Linked DNA regions of Homo sapiens: all the other regions are linked to region 1. A link is a loop called in an ENCODE intact Hi-C map of the cell type or tissue named here. Cell type or tissue: dorsolateral prefrontal cortex. All regions are shown on one strand.

What was found. Peaks named below come from ENCODE experiments on the same cell type or tissue, not always from the same donor. Only the 100,000 strongest peaks of a DNase experiment are listed, where the experiment ranks them.
Region 2: a loop joins it to region 1, with 6 times the contacts of the local background. A loop is called at or near these places in 2 of 110 quality-filtered maps.
Region 3: a loop joins it to region 1, with 4 times the contacts of the local background. A loop is called at or near these places in 23 of 110 quality-filtered maps.

The regions. Positions count from the first base shown.
Region 1 is chr7:74,413,854-74,421,853 of GRCh38, forward strand. No RefSeq gene overlaps it. Among named protein-coding and RNA genes, the nearest start is that of GTF2IRD1, 36 kb to the right of the region's middle. RefSeq lists a silencer at 3,643-3,772. In dorsolateral prefrontal cortex, CTCF peaks have their summits at 3,710 (motif pointing right) and 3,912; a DNase peak (open chromatin) is centred at 3,738.
Region 2 is chr7:74,630,969-74,638,968 of GRCh38, forward strand. No RefSeq gene overlaps it. Among named protein-coding and RNA genes, the nearest start is that of GTF2I, 23 kb to the right of the region's middle. In dorsolateral prefrontal cortex, no CTCF peak of the experiment used is centred here; a DNase peak (open chromatin) is centred at 4,903; H3K4me3 peaks cover 1,067 bases.
Region 3 is chr7:75,042,533-75,050,532 of GRCh38, forward strand. It overlaps RCC1L (RCC1 like), which reads right to left. Exons shown (of 11, transcript NM_030798.5): 11 at 1-577. The coding sequence ends at 500. Among named protein-coding and RNA genes, the nearest start is that of RCC1L, 27 kb to the right of the region's middle. RefSeq lists an enhancer at 3,367-3,866. In dorsolateral prefrontal cortex, CTCF peaks have their summits at 4,041 (motif pointing left) and 4,242; a DNase peak (open chromatin) is centred at 4,039; H3K4me3 peaks cover 596 bases; H3K27ac peaks cover 1,469 bases.

The DNA of each region.
Region 1 (8,000 bases):
TCAGGAGGCTGAGGCAGGAGAATGGTGTGAACCCAGGAGGCAGAGCTTGCAGTGAGCCGAGATCATGCCACTGCACTCCAGCCTGGGCGACAGAGTGAGACTCCATCTCAAAAAAATAAATAAATAAAATAAAAAGCCTAACATAGGTCTAATCGGGTGGCAAAGAAAATAGAATTGAAGAAAAGCATTATTTAAAGAGGAAACAGCTGAGAAACTTCCAGAATTGATGAAAGATGTGAATGCAAAGTACAAAGAAATCCAGGCCAGGCGCGGTGGCTCACGCCTGTAATCCCAGCACTTTGGGAGGCCGAGTCAGGCAGATCGTTTGAGGTAAGGAGTTCAAGACCAGCCTGGCCAACATGGTGAAAACCTGTCTCTACTAAAAATACAAAAATTAGCCAGACTTGGTGGTGGGAACCTGTAATGCCAGCAACTCGGGAGGCTGAGGCAGGAGAATCTCTTGAACCCAGGAGGCAGAGGTTGTAGTGAGCTGAGATCGCACCATTGCACTCCAGCATGGGTGACAAAGTGAGACTCCAGCTCAAAAAAAAAAAAAAAAAAGAACTCCAAATATTATAAATAAAAAGAAATCCAGGCCAGGTACAGTGGCTCACGCCTGTAATCCCAGCACTTTGGGAGGCTGAGGCAGGCGGATCACCTGAGGTCCAGAGTTCGAGACCAGCCTGGCCAACACGGTGAAACCCCGTCTCTACTAAAAATACAAAAATTAGCCAATGTGGTGGCACCACCTATACTCCCAGCTACTTGGGAGGCTGAAGCAGGAGAATCGCTTGAACCCAGGAGGTGGAAGTTGCAGTGAGCTGAGACTGTGCCACTGCACTCCAGCCTGGGTGACAGAGACAGACTCCATCTCAAAAATAAATAAATAAATAAAAATAAAAGGAAATACACATCTACGCACATTATATAAAATATAATTGGCAGAATGCCAAAGGCAAAGATCCAAGCAGGATTCACAGGGCATAGTCTTAACAGCAACTTTATTTTTCTCTCCCAATTTGTCCTTAAACCTCTCCAAGTAGGGGTTGACCTGCCCGTTACTGGAGAAAAACTTGGACAGGCCCTTCCACTTCATCATGCTCTCAAAAAGTGGGCGAGGCTGGATGCGGTGGCTCATGCCTATAATCCCAGCACTTTGGGAGGCAGAGGTGGAAGGATCGCTTGAGGTCAGGAGTTCAAGACCAGCCTGGGCAGCATAGCCAGACCCCAAAATCTAAAAAAAAAAAAAAGCTGGGCATGGTGCTACATGCCTGTGGTCCCAGCTACTAGGGAGGCTGAGGCAGGAGGATCACTTGAGCCCAGGAGTTCAAGGTTGCAGTGAGTTATAACCATGCCATTGCACTCCAGCCTGGGCAACAGAGCAAGACCCTGTTTCCAAAAAAAAAAAAAAAGAATCGCAAACATAGCCTCAATTCAGGACCTAAAATCTTAGGCACCCATCCACTGCCAGGGAGGGATAACAAGCTCTCCAAGGAGGCCCACCCCGCCTATGAGGCTTCAGCTGGGGGATGGCAACCCCACCCTCGCCTGGAAGGTGGGATTCGCCACACAGCTCTGTCCAAACCTGTAGTTCTCAACCGGGGATACTTGCCCCCTCGGGGACATTTAGCAATGTCTAGAGACGTTATTGGTGGTCACAACGGGGGCATGCTACCGGCATGTAGGGAACAGAGGCCAGGAATGCTGCTAAATACCCTACGATGCATAGGACAGAGCCCCGGAACAAAGAATTATCCCACCTAGAGCCTCAATAGTGTGAGGTTAAGACAGTGCCCTAAAGCAATTCTCCTCGCTCATTTTTTCTCATCACCAACAGCTGGGGCCTCCTTTTATAAATTCTGATGTAGGTGAATTGCCTAGTACCACCTTATAACTCACAGGACTGTAGATTTGTGATCAAGAGGCAGCTTCAGCCAGGTGTGGTGGCTCACACCTGTAATCCCAGCACTTTGGAAGGCAGAGATGGGAGGATCGCTTGAGGCCAGGAGTTTGAGACAATCCTGGACAATATAGTGAGAGTCCCATCTCTACCAAAAATATATATATATTTATATATTTTTAAATATATATATTTTTAAAATATTATATATATTTATATATTTTTAAATATTTTATATAGATATATATTTTGTTGCCCAGGCTGCAGTGCAGTGGTGCGTTCTTGGCTCACTGTAACCTCCGCCTCCCGGGTTCAAGCGATTCTCCTGCCTCAGCCTCCTGAGTAGCTGGGATTACAGGCGCCCACCACCACGCCCAACTAATTTTTTCGTATTTTTAGTAGAGGGGGGGTTTCATCATGTTGGCCAGGCTGGTCTCGAACTCCTGACCTCAGGTGATCCACCTGCCTCTGCCTCCCAAAGTGCAAGGATTACAGGCATGAGCCACCGCGCCCAGCCTATATATATATATTTTTTTTTAACTGGCCAAGCACAGTGGCACACTCTGTAGTCCCAGCTATTCAGGAGGCTGAGGCAGAAGGATTGCTTGAGCCTGGGAGGTCGAGGTTGCAGTGAGCTATGATTGTGCCACTGCACTCCAGCCTGGGCAACAGAGCAAGACCCTGTCTCAGAAAAAAAAAAAAAAAAAAGGCAGCACCTTGCAGCAGCTGAGACCCAAGTTCCAACTCTGACTTGGGCAGTAACCAGCCTGTGGCCCTGGGCAGAGCCCTTCCCTCCCCAGCTTCAGTTTTCTCATCTATAAAGTGGTAACATAAGCCCCAGGCAGGGGTCACAGCTGAACATCTTGGGAATCATGGTTTGGGTAGGGGTTGGGGGGACATCCTTCTCTGGGTCACTCCTGGGATGTGGCCCTGGGTCCAGCTTTGGGAAAATTAAATAAAGCTTGGAGCATCAGTGTTTTGGGGGTGGGGATTGAACCAGTGTGGTCTGAAGCAGGGGGCGGGGTGTCCTCATGACCCTTCCGCCCCAAGGTTCACAGTACTGGCCTTTGGAAGGCATCTCCATGGCATGGGGTTATGGCGACAACCACTGCTGCAACCCTCCCCCTCCAACACAGTGTCTGTCTCATGTTGAGGGAAGCTCAGAAACCGGGACTTCTAGGCCAGGCGCGGTGGCTCACGCCTGTAATCCCAGCACTTTGGGAGGCCGAGGAGGGCAGATCACCTGAGGTCAGGAATTTGAGACCAGCCTGGCCAACATGGTGAAACCCTGTCTCTACTAAACATACAAAAATTAGCCAGGCACAGTGGCTCATGCCTGTAATTCCAGCACTTTGGGAGGCCAAGGCAGGCAGATCATTTGAGGTCAGGAGTTCTAGACCAGCCTGGCTAACAGGGTGAAAACCCATCTCTACTAAAAATACAAAAATTAGCCGGGCGTGGCGGCAGGCGCCTGTAATCCCAGCTACTTGGTTGGCTGAGGCAGGAGAATGGCTTGAGCCCAGGAGGCGGAGGTTGCAGTGAGCCCCGCTGCACTCCAGCCTGGATGACAGAGCAAGACCCCGTCTCAAAAAAATAAACTGGGACTTCTCTTGCCCCACTTCTCTTTGCTCTGCCTGAGAGGGAGACATTGATCAAACCCTCCAGGTCTGATCGGGAAACATTTGCCTTCTCCTTTTGTGGGGTCCTGGGGTGAAGAACAGGAGGGGAGGCTGGAGGGTGGGTGACACCACGCACCCCTGGGCGGCAAGAGACCCACCAGCCAAGTCTTGCCTGTGATGCCTCCCATTTACCAGCAGGTGTCACCCTCGGCCCTCTCACTGCGGCTTGTCCATTCCACCCTCTGTCCAGACTGGGCTTTAGGGCTGCAAGGCTGGAGACACAGGCCAGCTTTGCACGTGGGAGCAACAACGGGGACCCAGGTGTCCCGGCTCCTAGTCCCAGAGCTCCCTGTCCCTGTTGCCTCCCAGACTTGGTTCAGGCCTCTCTGTGAGTATCCGTGTGTGTCCACACTTCCATCCCTGGGAGAGAGGCCGGCCAGGGCGTGGACATTCATTCCCTCTCTGGGACCGTGCCGGGCCAGGACTGTCCTGGCCTCCCTCCTCCCGCACAGCACTGCCTCCCCTCCCCGCAGGCTGGGCTCCCTCCACAGAGCTGACCCTGGCCTACTTTCTCAGTCCTGAACCCTCCCATCACGTCCCCCTTGCCAACCTCAGCTGGGCAGTCACCCTGGTCCCGCTCCCACTCCCCAAGAGAGGCTGGGAAGTGTTTTGAGACTGAAGTTGGGGTCCAGTGTAAATTCAGAAGGAACATGGTATAGGACGAATAACCAGGATGCTCACTTCTAGAAGCTTCTCTGGAACCTTGGGTAAGGCTGTGGGCCCTTTCTCTGGAGCTACCAGCAAAGGGAAGGACTTGCTGCCTCCAGGGTGGCTCCAGCCCCGTCTAGACCCCCTCCCAGCCACCCTCTCCCGCTGCCACAATTTCCAGCTGGCCCCACGCACAGCTGTGCCTCGGTTTCCCAGCAGCCCCAAGCCTGGAGTTCACCAGGAGCACCTTCACAGCCCCGCACCGGGTCCGCAGCCTGGGGTCCATCATATTCATCACACTCTGGGCCCTGTCCCCCACCCCCAGCTCAGGCCTCAGATCCTGCCTCCAACCCCACACCCCCAGGCCTTTCCAAGTGACCCACACACATGCATGGGCACACACACACAGATACATACACACATACACAGAGACACACATACATGTACACATCATATATATATACACGCACACAGAGACACATATAAACATGCACACACGTACACACATACATGTACACACGTACACACATGCATACACATATACATACACAAACACATACATACACAAACACTATAGACACGTACACAGACACACACAAATACGTACACATACACAAAAACTCATACACATACACAAACACGTACATACACAGACACACAAACACTACAGACACATGTACACACGGACAAATACACATACACACAGACACACATACATGTACACATATACACATGTACACAGGTACACACGCACATACACACGTTACACACAAAGAGATGTATACTCACATACACAAACATGCACATATATACACACAAACAATATACATACACATACACATACACACACGCATATACATGCATATACATCCACACTTGTGCACACATACACACATGCACACACACACACTTTTTCTTCACGGCCTGCAGAGACGCGCCCATCGGGGACTTGATTCACACCTCTCTCCCTAGAGGGGAGTGCTCTGTGTGCACCGCAACATATCTCTAACCTCTTTTTTTAAATTGACAAAAATTGTATCTATTTATGGTGTGCAATATGATGTTTTGAAATATGTATAAAGTGTGGACCAGCTACATCAAGCTAATTAGCATATGCATTACCTCATTTGTCTTTTTGTGGGGAGTGTGCTGAGAACGCTTAAAATCCACTGTCTTGGTACTTTGCAAGTTTAGAACACATTGTTATCAAGGATAGCCACCATGTTGTACTTGGATCTCTTGAACTTAGTCCTCCTAACTGAAATTTTTGTGTGTTTTTTTCCTTGTGTGTGTGTGACAGAGTCTCACTCTGTTGCCCAGGCTGGAGTGCAGTGGTGCAATCAGCTCACTGCAGCCTTCATCTCTGGGCTCAAGCCGTCCTCCTGCCTCAGCCTTCCAAGTAGCTGGGACTACAGGTGTGCACCACCATGCCCAGCTAATTGTTTGTATTTTTAGAGAGATGGGGTTTTGCCATGTTGCCCAGGCTGGTCTCGAACTCTTGGGCTCAAACGATTGGCCTGTCTCAGCCTCCTAGATTGCTGGGATTACAGGCATGAGCCACCACTGCCACCCCCACATCTCTGACTCTCAGCCCAGGGCGTGGCACACAGGTGCCCACGAGTGGCTGTCAGACGGATTGATCAATTCCACCACTGCACAAACTTCCATCTTCAATCTTGCACTCCACCTCAACTGCTCTCCCAGAGCTCCAGACACTGCCAGGTTGCCCCCGCATCCTGACAAACTGTCCTCTTTCTGTACCCTTTCCAAGTCATCTAATTGTCCTCATTTTTGTTTTTTTTTTTTTTTTTTTGTAATTTGAGTTTATTTGACCATCTTGATCCGAAATGTTCAAGCTTTTGGCTATAGTTTTCTTCATTTATTTATTCAATATTTTTTAGTAACTCTATTAATTAATTGATTTCCTTCCTTCCTTCCCTCCCTCCCTCCTTCCCTCCCTCCCTCCTTCCCTCCCTCCCTCCTTCTCTTCTTCCTTCCCTCCTCCCTCCCTGCCTCCTTCCTTTCTGCCCACCCACTTTCTTTCTTTCCTTCTTTCTTTCTTTTTCTTTCTTTCCTTTCTTTCTTTCTTTTTTCTTTCTTTTTCTTTCCTTCCTTCTTTCTTTCTCTTTCTTCTTTCTCTTTCTTTCTCTCTTTCTCTCTCTTTCTTTCTTTCTCTTTCCTCCCTTCCTTTATCTCTTTTTCTTTCTTTCTTTTTCCTTCTTTATTTTGAAGTGGAGTCCCGCTCTGTCACCCAAGCTGGAGTGCAGTGGCGCAATCTCTGTTCACTGCAACCTCTGCTTCCCGTGTTCAAGCGATTCTCCTGCCTCAGCCTCCCAAGTAGCTGGGATTACAGGCATGCGCCACCACGCCCAGCTAATTTTGTATTTTTAGTAGAGTCAGGGTTTCACCATGTTGGTTAGGCTGGTCTCAACTCCTAACCTCAGGTGATCCACCCAGAATTGTTTTCTTTAAAACAACTTTTCTGTACTGGACATGGTGGCTCACACCTGTAATCTGGCACTTTGGGAGGTCGAGGCGGGAGGATTGCTTGAGCTTAGGAGTTCGAGACCAGCCTGGGCAACATGGTGAAACCCCAGGCATGGCGGCACATGTCTGTAATCCCAGCTACTGGGGAGGCTGACGTGGGAGGATCACCTGAGTCCAGGAGGCCGAGGCTGCAGTGAGCCATGATCATGCCACTGCCCTCCAGCCTGGATGACAGAGCGAGACCCTGTCTCAAATAAATAAATAATAAATAAATAAATAAAGCTGTTTTTCTTTCTTTCTTTCTTTCTTTCTTTCTTTCTTTCTTTCTTTCTTTCTTTCTTTCGTTTGTTCTTTCTTTCCTTCCTTCTTTCTTTCTTTTATTTCAGTCCTCTTTACTTGAAAGTTTATCTCTTGTTCAGAAAATAAATATGGGCCAGGTGCGGTGGCTCATGCCTGTAATCCTAGCACTCTGGGAGGCTGAAGCAGGAGGCTCACTTGAGCCCAGGAGCTGGAGATCAGTCTGGGCAACATAGTGAGACACTGTATCTTTTTGGGGATTTTTTGGACAGAGTCTTGCTCTGTCGCCAGGCTGGAGTGCAGTGGCGTGACCTTGGCCCTCGGCTCACTGCAACCTCTGCCTCCTGAGATCAACTGATTCTCCTGCCTCAGCCTCCTGAGTAGCTGGGACTACAGGTGTGCGCCACCACACCCAGCTAATTTTTTTGTATTTTTAGTAGAGACAGGGTTTCACCATGTTGGCCAAGATGGTCTCAATCCCTTGACCTCGTGATCCCCCTGTCTCGGCCTCCCAAAGTGCTGGGATTACAGGCACGAGCCATCACGCCCTGCCTGACCCCCAGTATCTTCTTAAAGAAAAAAGAAGAAAAGAAAAGAAACAAGATATTCTTTCTCCCTAATGCCAGTTCTTCATCTGCGGTCCCCTTCTCTGCACCGTCTCTCTGTCTCCTGGGTGGTCATCTCCATCTTCTCAGACTTACGTCTTTAATGTTTGTATTTTTAATCTTTTAATCCCAGACCTGAGGCATTGATCATCTATCTTCTTAAATCACATTTATTTTGTCACTTTATCATTATTTTAAACCTCTTAACTTTTATCTCTTGTGGAGAGTAACTTTTAAGACCAACTTCATAGCTTTTCATTTTAATTTTGTATTTGCTGATTTTAACTTTGTAATACACATTAGCCCTCTCATTTATAAGGTATTCATCTTATTGGTGCTGCTAGTCTTTTAATTTCTTTTATCTGAACTATTTTTCATGATTAT
Region 2 (8,000 bases), 220 kb after region 1:
TTCCAGGCCAGCCTGGCCAACATGGTGAAATCCCAGCTACTCGAGAGGCTGAGGCAGGAGAATTGCTTGAACCCAGGCAGCGGAGGTTGCAGTGAGCCGAGATCGTGCCACTGCACTCCAGCCTGGGCGACAGAGTGAGACTCTACTAAAAATATAAAAATTAGCTGGGCGTGGTGGCGCATGCCTGTAATCCCAGCTATTGAGGAGGCTGAGGCAGGAGAACCGCTTGAACCTGGGAGACGGAGGTTGCAGTGAGCCGAGATTGTGCCACTGCACTCCAGCCTGGGCAACAGAGCGAGACTCTAAAAAAAAAGCCATCCACTATCCACTATTAATTAGGTCTTACAAAGCTGCAAAATAATCATACGCTCTTGTACACCATACAATTTAAAAAAAAATTTTATTATAGTAAAATACATGTAAAATTAATCATCTTAATCATTTCTTTTTTTTTGAGATGGAGTCTTGCTCTGTCACCCAGGCTGGAGTGCAGTGGCACAATCTCGGCTCACTGCAATCTCTGCCTCCCAGGTTCAAGCGATTCTCCTTCCTCAACCTCCCGAGTAACTGGGACTACAGGTGCATGCCACCACACCTGGCTAATTTTTTGTATTTTTAGCAGAGATGGGGTTTTACCGTGTTAGCCAGGATGGTTATCTTCTGACGTCGTGATCCACCCGCCCCGGCCTCCCAAAGTGCTGGGATTACAGGCGTGAGCCACCACACTCGGCCCATCTTACTCATTTCTAAGTGTACAGTTCAGTAGCTTTAAGTGCATTCACACTGTTGTGCAACTGACCCTCAGAACTCATTTCGTCTTGCAAAACTGAAACTCTATACCCATTGAACAACTCCCCATCCTCCTTCCCGTTACCCCTTGGCAACCACCAGAGACTTTCTGTCTCTATGAACGTGACTATTCTAGGTACTTCTTATATAAGTGGAATCACACAGTATTTGTCTTTTTGTGCAAGCAAATGATTTTTTTTTTTTTGAGATGGAGTCTCACTGTGTCGGCCAGGCTGGAGTGCAGTGCCCAGGCTGGAGTGCAGTGGCACGATCTCGGCTCACTGCAAGCTCTGCCTCCCAGGTTCACGCCATTCTCCTGCATCAGCCTCCAGAGTAGCTGGGACTATAGGCGCCCCCCACCACACCCGGCTACTTTTTTTGTATTTTTAGTAGAGATGGGGTTTCACCATGTTAGCCAGGATGGTCTTGATCTCCTGACCTCATGATCCGCCTGCCTCGGCCTCCCACAGTGCTGGGATTTGGCCTTTTTTGTGTGTGTCGAGAGAGAGAGAGAGAGAGGGTCTCATTCTGTTGCCCAGGCTAGAGCGCAGTGGTGCAATCACAGCTCACAGCAGCCTCAGTCTACAGGTCTCAAGCGATGCTCCCACCTCAGGCTCCAGAGTAGCTGGGACTACAGATACATGCCACCATCCCCAGCTAATTTTTTAAAATTTTGTGTAGAGATGGAGGGTCTCACTATGTTGCCCAGACTGGTCTCAAATGCCTGGCCTCAAGCAATCCTCTCACCTCGACCTGCCAAAGGGTTGGGATTAAAGGCATGAGCCATCGTGCTCAGCCAGGAAATATTTTTAACCATAATTGTGTTGCATCAAATTCACAGCCAGAAAGCAGAAATCTGAAAATTCGAAGCTTAGCAATAAGTACGTAAACCACACACACACACACACACACACACTCATACATACACACATTCACACATGCATACACACATTCACACATATACACACACATTCACACATATACACACACGCTTCCTATAGAACTGAGCTCAGGACAAAATCCAACTGTGAGGGCCACTGAAGGCCTGTTTTGCAAAACGGCTGCTCCAGTTTTTTTTCATCTGGATGAGCAGAAGAGAAAGACATGCTTGTGGGCCAGGCGCAGTGGCTCACGCCTGTAATCCCAGCACTTTTGGGGGGGCCTAGGCAGGTAGATCACGAGGGCAGGAGTTTGAGACTAGCCTGATCAACATGGTGAAACACCATCTCTATTAAAAACACAAAAATTAGGCAGGCATAGTGGCGCGTGCCTGTAATCCCAGCTATTGAGGAGGCTGAGGCAGGAGAATCGCTTGAACCTGGGAGGCAGAGGTTGCAGTGGGCTGAGATTGTGCCACTGGAGTCTGGCCTGGGCAACAGAACGAGATTGCACCTCAAAAAAAATTTTTTTAAATACAACTAAAAAATACAAAAATTAGGCTGGGCGCGGTGGCTCACGCCTGTAATCCCAACACTTTGGGAGGCCGAGGCGGGTGGATCACCTGAGGTCAGGAGTTCAAGACCAGCCTGGCCAACATGGTGAAACTCCATCTCAACTAAAAATACAAAAAAATTAGCTGGGCGTGATGGTACGTGCCTATAATCCCAACTACTTGGGAGGCCGAGGCAGGAGAATTGCTTGAACCTGGGAGGCAGAGGTTGTAGTGAACCGAGATCACGCCACTGCACTCCAGCCTGGACAGCAGAGTGAGATGTGCTTGTGGCCACTGGGAAGGGTCAAAGTCTTTCAAGTTCAAGTAGGGACCTGCAGAGAGGTTTCTCACGGCACAGCATGGAGCTGAAACAGGTCGTGAAACCAGATCAGACCCAGGGCCGGGGTGTGCGAAGGAGGCCTTGGGGCTCAGAGCTCTCGCCTGAGAATTTCACACAAGACTCGTCCCATTCTGCAGGTCTGGATTTGAGGATTTGCTCCTGGGCTTCACTGGTTATCTGCACATCGGTGCCAACTGGCAAAGGTCAAGGTAGGCTGGATCCAGGCTGGAACCAGCAGGTGCCCTGAGGACTGCGACAGGAAGCCAATTAGGAACAACTTCTTATTGTCTCCTTGCTGAAAACCACAGAGTTCTTATCTTCTGAAAACTTTGCTCTGGGCTGGAAGGCGTGGCTGGTTGCCCTGCTGGTATCAGGGCCACAGTGGGAACCAGTACTGGCCATTGGACTAAGTGTCCTTTTTTTAATTAAAAAAAAAAAAGTTGGATTATTTTATATACAGTATTAGTCCCTCTCCTCTCTCCTGCTTAATTTGTATTTAATTTTCTCTTTTTTTTTTTTTTTGAGAAGGAGTCTCTCTCTGTCGCCCAGGCTGGAGTGCAGTGGCATGATCTCGGCTCACTGCAAGCTCCGCCTCCCGGGTTCACGCCATTCTCCTGCCTCAGCCTCCCAAGTAGCTGGGACTACAGGTGCCCGCCACCATGCCCGGCTAATTTTTTTATATTTTTTAGTAGAGACGGGGTTTCACCGTGTTAGCCAGGATGGTCTCGATCTCCCGACCTCATGATCTGCCCGCCTCGGCCTCCCAAAGTGCTGGGATTACAGACGTGAGCCACCACGCCCGGCCTATAAAAAGTTGTATTATTATATTTTTAAAATTTTTTATTTTATTTTAGTGTGTTTGGCAGAGTCACCCAGGCTGGAGTGCACTGGCACGATCTCAGCTCACTGCAGCCTCCATCTCCCAGGATCAAGCGATTCTCCTGCCTTAGCCTCCCGAGTAGCTGGGATTACAGGCACCCGCCACCACACCCAGCTAATTTTTGTATTTTTAGTAGAGATGGGGTTTCACCATGTTGGCCAGGCTGGTCGCAAACTCCTGACCTCAGGTGATCCACCCGCCTCGGCCTCCCAAAGTGCTGGGATTACAGGCATGAGCTACCATGCCCAGCCCTCCTGGCTAATTTTTATATCTTTAGTAGAGACAGGGTTTCACCATGTTGTCCAGGCTGGTCTTGAACTCCTGACTCTCAAATACAAAAAATTGGCTGGGCGCGGTGGCTCACACCTGTAATCCCAGCACTTCGGGAGGCCGAGGCGGGTAGATCATGAGGTCAGGAGATCGAGACCATCCTGGCTAACATGGTGAAACCCCGTCTCTACTAAAAATACAAAAAATTAGCCGGGTGTGGTGATGGGCACCTGTAGTCCCAGCTACTCGGGAGGCTGAGGCAGGAGAATGGCATGAACCTGGGAGGCGGAGCTTGCAGTGAGCCGAGATCGTGCCACTGCACTCCAGCCTGGGCAACAGAGTGAGACTCCATCTCAAAAAAAAAAAAAAAAATAGTCCCAGCTACTCAGTAGGCTGAGGTGGGAGGATCACTTGAGCTAGGGATGTCAGGGTTGCAGTGAGCTGACATCTTGCCACTACGCTCCAGCCTGGGCTGCAGAGCAATACCCTGTCTAAAAAAGAAAAAAAAGAAGAAAGTAAGCAGGCAAGCAGGTCAGTGATTGCCAGGGCCTGGGGTGGTGGGTGGTGAAGAAAATTAACTAATGAAGAGGGGCACAGGAAACTTTCTAGAGCAATGGAAGTGTTGCATATATTTTTTTTTGACGGAGTCTTGCTCTGTCGCCCAGGCTGGAGTGCAGTGTTGTGATCTCGGCTTACTGCGACCTCCACCTCCTGGGTTCAAGCCATTCTCCTGCCTCAGCCTCCGGAGTAGCTGGGATTTCAGGCACGGCATGCGCCAGCACGCCCGGCTAATTTTTGTATTTTTAGTAGAGACAGGGTTTCACCATGTTGGCCAGGCTGGGCTCAAACTCCTGACCTCAGATGATCTGCCTGCCTCGGCCTCCCAAAGTGCTGGGATTACAGGCATGAGCCACCGCACCCAGCCCTGTATCTTGATTATGGTGGGGGTGACACGGGTGAGTGAAAATATTTGCTAAGGCTCCTTTAAGTAAACACATAAAAACGAATGCATTTTATTCTGTGTAAATAAAATACTTGAATAAAGTTGTTAAAAAAAAAAAAAAGCAGCAGCAGCTTAGTCCAGCTTCCCTGAGTGGGTGGTGTAATTTCGCCTGGAAGCGGAGGCTGGAATGACAGGCATCTTGGCCAACGTGTTCAGCACAAACCAGTCAACTGGCACAGAGGGCCCATTGTGATCAGACCACAGACTCTTCAGACAGAGCTGCATCTTCCCCTGCGCCCCGGCCAGCGCTGGCTGTGTGCCATTCCCTCTGCACCCTGTGCACCTTGACACAGTAGATCTCTGCACAAGCCCTTCTCTTTGCCTCCTTACCCCCTACCCTCCACCTTCTTCACCAGGAAAGTTCTATGCATTGTTCAAATGCCCCCACTCCCCACCTCCTCTGGGCTCTTTTTTTTTTGAGACAGAATCTCACTCTGTAGCCCAGGCTGGAGTGCAGTGGCACAATCTCGGCTCACTGCAACCTCCGCCTCCCGGGTTCAAGTGATTCTCTTGCCTCAGCCTCCTGAGTAGCTGGGACTATAGGCATGTGCCAACACACCCGGCTAATTGTTGTAGTTTTAGTAGAGACGGGGTTTCACCATGTTGGCCAGGCTGGTCTCAAACTCCTGACGTCAAGGGATCCGCCTACCTTGGTCTCCCAAAGTGTTGGCATTACAGCGATGAGTCACCATGCCCGGCCTTTGGGATCTTATGACAGGTGCCCTAGTCAGACTATATTATGACCTGTTTACAACTCTGTCCCCCAACAAGTCTGTAAACTATTTCTTTTTCTTTTTTTTTTTGAGACAGAGTCTCACTCTGTCTCCGAGGCTGGAGTGCAGTGGCGTGATCTCGGCTCAGTGCAACCTCTGTCTCCCAGGTTCAAGCGATTCTCCTGTCTCAGCCTCCCAAGTAGCTGAGACTACAGGTGCCCACTACCACGCCCAGCTAATTTTTGTGTTTTTAGTAGAGACGTAGTTTCACCATGTTGGCCAGGCTGGTCTCAAACTCCTGATCTTAGGTGATCTGCCCACTTCAGCTTCTCAAAGTGCTGGTATTCCAGGCAGGAGCCACCATGCCCGGCCTCTGGGCTCTTATTACAGATGCCATAGTCAGATTGTATTATAACCTGTTCACAACGCTGTCCTCCCACAAGTCCGTAAACTTCTTGAGGTCACAGATGGTACCATTTTTATCTCTGCATCCCCAAAGCACCTAACACATTCCCTAAAACACAGCAATAAAACATTCCTTGCATCCTTGTCAAGCAATGGTGTCAGCCCTTTACACGCTTTGTTTATTTATTTATTTATTTATTTATTTATTGACGGAATTTATTTAGAGACAGCCTGTTGCCCAGGCTGGAGTGTGATGGTGTGATCATAGCTCACAGCAGCCTCGAGCTCCTGCACTCAAGCAATCCTCTCACTTCAGCCTCCTGAGTAGCTGGGGCCACGGGTGTGTGTCTCCAAACCCAGCTAACTTAAAAATTTATTTTTTGCAGACAGAGGGTCTCCCTATGTGGCCCAGGCTGATCTCAAACTCCTGGGCTCAAGCAGTCCTCCCACCTCAGCCTCCCAAAATGTGGGGATTACAGGCATGAGCTACCGGGACCAGCTAATTTTTAAAATTTTTCTTTTTCTTTTTTTTTTTGAGACGGAGTCTCGCTCTGTCGCCCAGGCTGGAGTGCAGTGGCGGGATCTCGGCTCACTGCAAGCTCCGCCTCCCGGGTTCACGCCATTCTCCTGCCTCAGCCTCCCAAGTAGCTGGGACTACAGGCGCCCGCCACTACACCTGGCTAATTTTTTGTATTTTTAGTAGAGACGGGGTTTCACCGTTTTTTAGCCGGGATGGTCTCAATCTCCTGACCTCGTGATCCGCCCGCCTCGGCCTCCCAAAGTGCTGAGATTACAGGCGTGAGCCACCGCGCCCGGCCAAATTTTTCTTTTTTGTAGAGATGGGGTCTCCCTATGTCGCCTGGGCTGGTGTCAAATTCCTGACCTCGAGTGATCCTCCTGCCTTGGCTTCCTAAAGGGCTGAGATTACAAGTGTGAGCCACTGTGCCTGGGCAACTCAAGTCCCCTTCACCTTCAGTCATTCAGTCAACAAACACCAAATACTTGCTCCACACTAGGCATGCCCCAGGCCAATGAATGAGGCTTGGTCCCCGCCCTTAGTGAGCTTATATAAGAGGAAGACTCACAAACAGTGGGCTTTTTGGATGGAAACATGAATGAATGAATGAATGAATGAGTGAATACAAGCTGCCTTTCCTCTCCACTGCTGTCTGGGTGATCACGCAGTATGTGCGGCAGGTGCCTATCCCGTCCCATTCCACGTCCGCTCTGGAGGGTCCTAATCTAGGACACCTTAGCGTATCTCATAGATGGCCAGCTATGGATCTAAGATTCATTGGGCCAATGGATTTGTACTTTTTTGGTGGGCTAATAGTCACAGCTGTGTCTCTCTATTTTATTTTATTATGTTATTATCTTTTATTTTTTATTCTTTTTTGAGACAGGGTCTCTGTCACCCAGGCTGGAGTGCAGTGGTGTGATCTCAGCCCACTGCAACGTCTGCCTCCTGGGTTCAAGCGATTCTCGTGCATCCACCTCCCGAGTAGCTGGGACATCCGGCTAATTTTTGTATTTTCAGTAGAGACGGGGTTTCGCCATGCTGGCCAGACTGGTCTTGAATTCTAGACATCAAGTGATTCACCTGCCTCGGCCTCCCAGAGTGGCAGGATTACAGGGGTGAGCCACTGTACCTGGCCTGTTTTTGTATTTTATTATCAAAATCTAGTGGATTTTATTAACTAGGCTTATGTTGAGGGCCGGACGCGGTGGCTCATGTCTGTAATCCCAGCACTTTGGGAGGCTGAGGTGGGCAGATCACCTGAGGCCAGGAGTTCAAGATCATCCTGGCCAACATGGTGAAACCTCGTCTCTACTAAAACTACAAAAATTAGCCTAGCATGGTGGCACGTGCCTGTAATCTCAGCTATTCAGGAGGCTGAGGCAGGACAATCACTTGAATCCGGGAGACAGAGGTTGCAGCAAGCCGAGATTATGCCACTGCACTGCAGCTGGGGCGACAGAGCGAAACTCCGTCTCAAAACAAAAAAACAAAAAACAAAAAAACTAGGGTTATGTTGGCATCGCTTGCTTTTTTTTTTTTTTTTGAGACAAGGTCTCGCTCTGTCACCCAGGCTGGATTCCAGTGCTGTGATCATAGCTCACCACAGCCTCAAACTCCTGGGCTCAGATGATCCTCCCACCACAACCTT
Region 3 (8,000 bases), 630 kb after region 1:
GGGCCATGAGCAGGGTGGCCTGAATGAAAACCGAGGGCCGAAGCCAGCCTGACTCCCTCGCCTAAGCTGGGGCTCGGTCCGAGGCACACGCATGGCCTTGGCCAGACACAAACCAAGAGACTGCCATGACAGACAGAGCAGAAACCTCCCGAGCACTGTGTTCAAGCTAAGCTTTCCTAAGACGGGCTTCTCAGGCGAGACGTGACACCAGACACCGTCGCATGTTACTTGGAGAGAACAGAGACGTGCGGGCCACAGCGGCCCACCAAAGGCTGCCATCCAAGCTGAGTTCCGCAGGCCTCACCTGCAGCTGGAGAGGGACCTTGCCCTGATCCTCCTGGTAGGTACCCGCTAAGGGATTCAGGACAGAGCGTCACACTGCACGCAGGGTCCTCCGCCACCACCATCCAAGAACCCCGGGGGGCTGGCCACGCGCTGGCCTCTGCCAAGGAGTGCCAGTGGTTCCCGGGACGGGGCCGCCCAAGCAGGTGAGGGAGGTTTAGATGAATGACTTGGCCAGGGTCACCATGTGGTCCACGCCACATGCCACGTCCACAGGCTCCCCAGGCATCGTCACCTGAAAAATAAGATCCAGCATACCATGGGTGGGGGTGGCGCACCCGGAGGAGACAGGCGCTGGTGTTGGCCGACCCGGCCCTGCCTCTCAGTAGGAGACTCAGTAGGAGACAGCTTGTCTCAGCAGGAGACAGCTTGTCTCAGTAGGAGACAGCTTCTCTGAGCCTCGGCTCCCTACCCTCTGGGAATGGGGGCACTTAGGCCTCCCCAGCAGGTCCATCAGGACAACTGCGTGTGGTCATGAGGACAAGGCCATCCCAACTCCCTCCAGTCAATGGCAGCCATCACCATTCACATCAGCCTGAGAGGGCATGTCGGGCAGGAACATGGGCCTGTGTGCATCCCTGGAACCTGCACGCCCTACAGGGGCTGCTCCCCTCTGACCCTAACCCCACTAGGCTCCATGCCCCCAGGCCAGGTGTTCAGAGATCTCTCCTGGGAGCCACTGCTATGGCTCACTAAGAAGCTCCAGGGGCTGGGCGCTGTAGCTCACGCCCATAATCTCAGCACTTTGGGAGGCCAAGGCAGGCGGATCACGTGAGGTCAGAAGTTTGAGACCAGCCAGGCGTGGTGGCAGGCGCCTGTAATCCCAGCTACTCGGGAGGCTGAGGTGGGAGAATTGCTTGAACCCAGGAGGTAGAGGCTGCAGTGAGCCAAGATTGCACCACTACACTCCAGCCTGGGTGACAGAGCGAGACTCTGTCTCAAAAACAAGCTCCAGAAACCCTGTCTCTTGCCTTGCAGGTCCAGTCTGGGAATCAGGCCCCACTGGCCCAACATCTCCACTCATCTTACCCGTCACCCCCAGCTCCAGTCACAGGCAGGCTGCGTCCCAAGTCACGACCACCAAGCAGGGGCAGTGGCTGTGTCTCAAAGACCCTTGCCAGGAGCCCTGATCACACTGCCTGTCTGGGCTGACAACATGGCATCAGAGGACAGCCCAAGCTTCAAGGGAGCAAGAAGATGGCCTCACTGAGACATGGAGGCTCTAGCCTGTTGGAAGGGCGCCCACTGTTCTATAGCCTCGCCATGGAAACGGACACCCTCAACAACTCCAGGTGTGCCCAGGGCCATAGCCAATCCAGCTATCCAGGAAAGGGGCACTCTGCTTTCTCTTTCTTGTTTATTATGACTAGGCAGTGCATTCACATAGCTGCAAGATAAAAGGACATTCAGTGAAAAAGAAGAAAAAGCTATTAAATGATTTTTATGCCGGGCGCAGTGGCTCACACCTGTAATCCCAGCACTTTGGGAGGCTGAGGTGGACTCCACTTGAGGTCAGGAGTTCAAGACCAGCCTGGCCAACATGGTGAAACCCTGTCTCTACTAAAAATACAAAAATTATCTGGGTGTGGTGGCGCACGCCTATAACCCCAGCTACTCGGGAGGCTGAGGCAGGAGAATCGCTTGAACCTGGGAGGTGGAGGTTGCAGTGAGCTGAGATCGCACCACTGCACTCCAGCCTGGGCGACAGAGCAAGACTCTGTCTCGAAAAAAAAAAAAAAAAAAAAAAAAGTCTTTCATTACCACACCTATCACCAGCTGCCCCAGTCCCCATCTGCCTCTGAACTGAAAACTACTTTTAACTGATTTCTTATTAACTTTCCAGAGGTTTGTTTTGTTTTTGTTTTAAGAGACAGGGTCTAGGCCAGGCGCAGTGGCTCACGCCTGTAATCCCAGCACTTTGGGAGGCCGCGGTGGGCAGGAGTTTGAGACCAGCCTGGCCAACATGGTGAAACCCCGTCTCTACTAAAAATGCAAAAATTAGCTGGGCATGGTGGCAGGCGCCTGTAATCCCAGCTACTCAGGAGGCTAAAGTAGGAGAATTGCTTGAACTCAGGAGACAGAGGTTGCAGTGAGCCGAGATCACGCCATTGCACTCCAGCCTGAGCAACAGAGCAAGACTCTGGCTCAGAAACAAAAAAGAGGCAGAGTCTCACTTTGTTGCCCAGGCTGGAGTCTAGTGGTGCAATCACTGCAGGCTTAACCTCCTGGGCTCAAGTGATTTTCCCGCCTTAGCCTCCCAAGTAGCTGGGACTACAGGCACGTGCCACCATGCCTGGCTAATTTTGTTTGTTTGTTTGTAGAGACAGAGGTCTCACTATGTTGCCGAGGCTGGATTATAGAGACACAATCATAGCTCGCACTACAATGTCGAACTCCTGGGCTCAAGCTATCCTCCCACCTCACCCTCCCAAGTAGCTAGGACTACTGGCATGCACCACTATGCTCAGCTTATTTTTGTATTTTTTGTAGAGACAGGGTCTTGCCATGTTGCCCAGGCTGGTCTCGAACTCCTGGGCTCAAGTGATTCTCCTGCTTCAGCCTCCCGAAGTGCTGGGATTCCAGGTGTGATCCCCAGGCCTGGCCTTCCAGAGGTTCTTTATGCAAAGAAGCAGATATGCATCTCTCTTTTTTTTTTTTTTGAGACGGAGTCTCGCTCTGTCACCAGGCTAGAGTGCAGTGGCGCAATCTCAGTTCACTGCAACCTCCGACTCCCTGGTTCAAGCGATTCTCCTGCCTCAGCCTCCCAAGTAGCTGGGATTACAGGCATGCAGTACCATGCCCAGCTAATTTTTGTATTTTTCGTAGAGATGGGGTTTCACCATGTTGGCTAGGATGGTCTTGATCTTCTGACCTCGTGAGCCACCTGCCTTGGCCTCCCAAAGCGCTGGGATTACAGGCGTGAGCCGCTGCACCTGGCCTTCTCTTCCTTTCTTAAGTGCCAACTGCAAAGAAAGTGACCCTGCCTGGCTTGGCCGGAAGACCCCTGCCAGGATGCTGGCACTTGATCTACTGACCAGATCCGAATTCGACCACCCTCCCCTGGTGGCAGCATGCAGCCAGGTGGTGTGACAGCTGGAAAGGGGATCTGTCACAGTCTGTGGAGTTTACCGAGCTTAAGAGGGAAACCGCCTAATCCAGATGGCCTGGCCCTAAAAGCCGAGAGGCGGCAGGCGCCGACCCCGGAGCTTTGCACCTACGCCAGGAGACAAGACCATTAGGGACTCCTGGCCACAGCAGATGGATGCTAGAAACCAAGTCATGCTGTCATCCCCCAGCCCTGTCCCTAAACAAATGAATGTCTTTAGCAGAACCTATTACAGGAATCACTAAACAAACAAGAACGGGGCCCAGTGAATCGCAAAGGCACGTCGATGCAGAAAGCCTGAGAGGCTGGCCGGAGAAGAAAACAGGCTGCCTCTGCAGGGACTGGGCCCCGACCGCCTCTTAGCAACCTCCCCAGCCATTAGGGAGCACTTTATTTACCTTTCCCGGGACAGTGCGCTTCCTCACGGCTGCACTTAAGCCCCCAGGTCCTTGCTCCCCGAGGGCTCTGGCCATTCAAGCCCAAAGCAAAGGAAGCCACGATGGTCTCTGCTGCGGGTGGCCTGGGCAGCAAGGGCCCGGCTCCTGGGAGCCAGCCCTAGGGACCAGCGGGAGGCTCCCCAAGGTTCCAGCTCCCCCTGGCGGACAATCTCACACGGTCTCTGAACTGAGTCCAAGAGGAGACTGCCCTCAGCCATGTTTTATTTTTGTCCTAGGCAAGGTTAAATGGCGTTTTTCTTCTAAGCCAATTTACACTCACAACTCCGCTGCTGAGGGAAACAGTTCCAAAAACCAGAACCATATTTAGCCTTGGTGACTCTCTTAAAAGTCTCAGCAGAATCCATTTAGGAACATCCCTATCCACAATTACAAGTTGCTAAAACGAACGCCCACCAGGTGAAAGACGGGGGTGCGGGAAGAAGGAACCCTGGGCGGTGAGTCCTTCGTGGGGACAAGAGAGCCAGAGAAAGGGAGACTACTCCGGCGCCCAGCTCTGCAGTTCAATGGCACCAGCTTTTCTATTTTTTTTTTTTCAATGAGACGGAGTCTCGCTCTGTCACCCAGGCTGGAGTGCAGTGGCACGATCTCGGCTCACTGCAACCTCCGCCTCCCAAGTTCAAGCAATTCTCCTGCCTCAGCCCCCCAAGTAGCTGGGATTACAGGCATGCGCCACCACACCTGGCTAATATTTGTATTTTTAGTGGAGACAGGGTTTCACCATGTTGGCCAAGCTGGTCCCAAACTCCTGACCTCGTGATCCGCCCGCCTCGGCACCCCCAAAGTGCTGGGATTACAGGCGTGAGCCACTGCGCCCGGCCGCTTTTGTATTTTTAAATTTTTGTTTAGAGACAAGGTCTTGTTCTGTTGCCCCCGGCTGGAGCGCAGTGGTGTGATCATAGCTCACTGCAGCTTCCAACTCCTGGGCTCAAGTGATCCTCCTGCCTCAGCCTCCCAGGGAGCTGGGATTACAGGCACACGCCACTGCACCTGGGTCATTTGTTTTTTGTAGAGATGGAGTCTCACTATGTTGCCCAGGCTGGTCTTGAACTCCTGGCCTCAAGCAATCCTTTCGCGTCAGCCTCTCAAAGCGCTGGGATTATAGGCGTTGAGTTACCATGCCTGGCCTGTGCCCGGCTTTTAACTTGTACTCCTCTCCTGCATTGTGAGAACCACCTAGGTGGGTACATACACAGATGAATAAATAAAATTATATATATATATTTTTTGGAGACAGAGTATCACTCTGTCGCCCAGGCTGGAGTGCAGTGGCGCAATCTCGGCTCACTGCAACCTCCGCCTCCTAGGTTCAAGTGATTCTCCTGCTCAGACTTCTGAGTAGCTGGGATTACAGGCGTGCACCCCCACGCCTGGCTAATTTTTGTATTTTTAGTAGAGACGGGGTTTCGCCATGTTGGTCAGGCTGGTATCGAACTCCTGACCCCATGATCTGCCCATCTTGGCCTCCCAAAGTGCTGGGATTATAGAGATGAGCCATAGCGCCTGGCCAATAATTAAAAAAAAAAAAAAAAAAAAAAAAAGAACCACCGGCCAGGAGCAGTGGCTCACACCTGTAATCCCAGCACTTTGGGAGGCCGAGGCAGGTGGATCACCTGAGGTGAGGAGTTTGAGACCAGCCTGGGCAACATGGTGAAACCTCATCTCTACTAAAAATACAAAAATTAGCCAGGCATGGTGGCACATGCCTGTAATCCCAGCTACTGGGGAGGCTGAGGCAAGAGAATCGCTTGAACCCGGGAGGCGGAGGTTGCAGTGAGCCCAGATTGTGCCACTGTACTCCAACCTGGGTGACAAAGCAGGACATCGCCTCAAAAAAAAAAAAAAAAAAAAAGAACCACCACCTAAGACCCAGGGCTATGGAAGGAGTCGTATAAGCGAGGCTAGAAGTCAGCGAGCTCCCCAGCTTGTGTCTCCAGACCCCACCGGTCCTGACCTGCAGGGCCCACGGGGAGGGGAAGCACCGTCTACAGGCAGAGTCGCAAGTTCAAATTATACCCAATGAGCTCAGGGGCCGTGAGACCTGGGGCAAGCCCCTTCGCTCCTGACTTCCGTGTCCCCGTGTGCACACTGTGGAGGGAGAAACCCCACCCTCAAGGTGTCTGGAGGATGAGAGAGAATGGACATCACGTGCCCAGCACGCTGTCCATGCCCTGCCCTCCCCCGAAGCCAGGCTGGAATGTTTGTCTGTGGAAAGCCAGGGCGCTCCCTGGGGGATGAGGGGTGAAGGCCACTCCACACCCCCTCGCTGCCTGCTGTAGGTCTGTGGCACTCCCCCTTAGGTCAGAGGGTCTTGGAAGGCCAGACAACGCCTGGTCAAATGTTCCGTGCCACTGCGTGCTGCCTTCTCTCCACACCAGCTTCAGGCTCGCCCAGGGAGGTGGGTGGCCGTGGAAAGACCATTGTCTTAAAAGTCAGATGTAACTGAGTCCAAATCCTGGCTCTGACTCCAACTTAGATATGTGACCCTGGGAAACCACTGAACCTCTCTGAGGGATGAGTCTCAACGTGTAGCAAAAAAACATGTCCTGGAAAGTTTCTGGAAGCAGAGGTTTGAATCAGGTGGCTCAGATGTCACCTCCCGGGCCCACATACTCAGAAAAGGCCAAATTCTGCAAGTCTAAGAATAACTAGTTGGTACCAGTGTATGAGCTACAAGTAAAGTTTTACTCTTTTTTTCTCTTCTTTTCTGGAATACTTTTTAAATGATGTAATATATCCCCTACGGAAGATTAATTTGAACATAGTTGTTTTAAAGAATAAAGATCACCCAAGCCAGTGACTCACCCCTGTAGTTCCAACATTTTGTGAGGCCAAGGTGGGAAGACCACTTGAGGCAGAAGTTTGAGACCAGCCTGGGCAACATAGGAAGACCTCATCTCTCAAATAAATAAAATAAAACAAATAAATATAAATAATAAAATAAGCCGTGTGTGGTGGCACATGCCTGTAATCTCAGCTATTCCAGAGGCTGAAGCAAGAGGATCACTTGAGACCAGGAGGTTGAGATCAACACATAAGACCCCGTCTCTTAAAAAAAAAACGAAAAAAAAATTATTTGGGTGTGGTGCTGGCACATGCCTGTCATCCCATCCCACATCTCAGTTACTTGTGGGGCTGAGGCAGGAGGATAGCTTGAGCCTGGGAGTTTGAGGCTGCAGTGAGTGTGATCACACCATACTCCAGCCTGGGCGACAAAGCAAGACCCTGTTTTCAAAAAAAAAAAAAAATCCTGGGCAACACGGCAAGACCCCATCTCTACAAAAAATACAAAAATTAGCAAGGTGTGGTTGTGCAAGCCTGTAATCCCAGCTACTCGGGAGGCTGAGATAGGAGGATCACTTGAACCTGGGAGACAGAGGCTGCAGTGAGCCGAGATCCTGTCACCACACTCCAGCTTGGGTGACAGAGCAAGACCCTGTCTAAAAGAACAAACAAACAAAACAAAGAAAAGAAAAATCACTTGTAATTTTTTTTTTAAGTGAGTCATCAGAAGGGACTGGACTCTCCCACCCCAATCCAAAGAGGACAGGGGTCGAGGCCACTCCGTGCACAAACCCTTAGGGGCTCCCTGAATGTGCAAGAGGAAGGACAATGGTTTGGCGCCAAATGCCGCCGTCACGGGGACAGGCTGGGGTGCTCTTTTCCCAAAGGCACAAATGTGTTTAAAAAGCAAATGATAGCCAGGCGTCGTGGCATGCACCTGTAATCCCAGCTACCAGGGAGGCTGAGGAAGGAGAATCACTTGAACCCGGAAGGTGGAGGTTTCAGTGAGCTGAGATCATGCCACTGCACTCAAGCCTGGGCAACAGAGCAAGACTCCATCTCAAAACAATAATAATAAAATAAAAATAAAAATAAAAAGCAAATGACCAGAAGGACACTTGGTGTGTGGCGAGCCAGGGCAAGTGACCCAGATGGAATGTCAACGGGATCGGGCTCCGGCCACTCCCTGCCCGCACAGGGACCAGCGCTTTGCACATGCCCTTATGGCAGGGGCAACGTGACCTGAGTCAAATCTCAGGCTGATCACTCTGATTTGAAGGAAATGAGGGCGGGGGGCAGACCCTCGTCAGCGT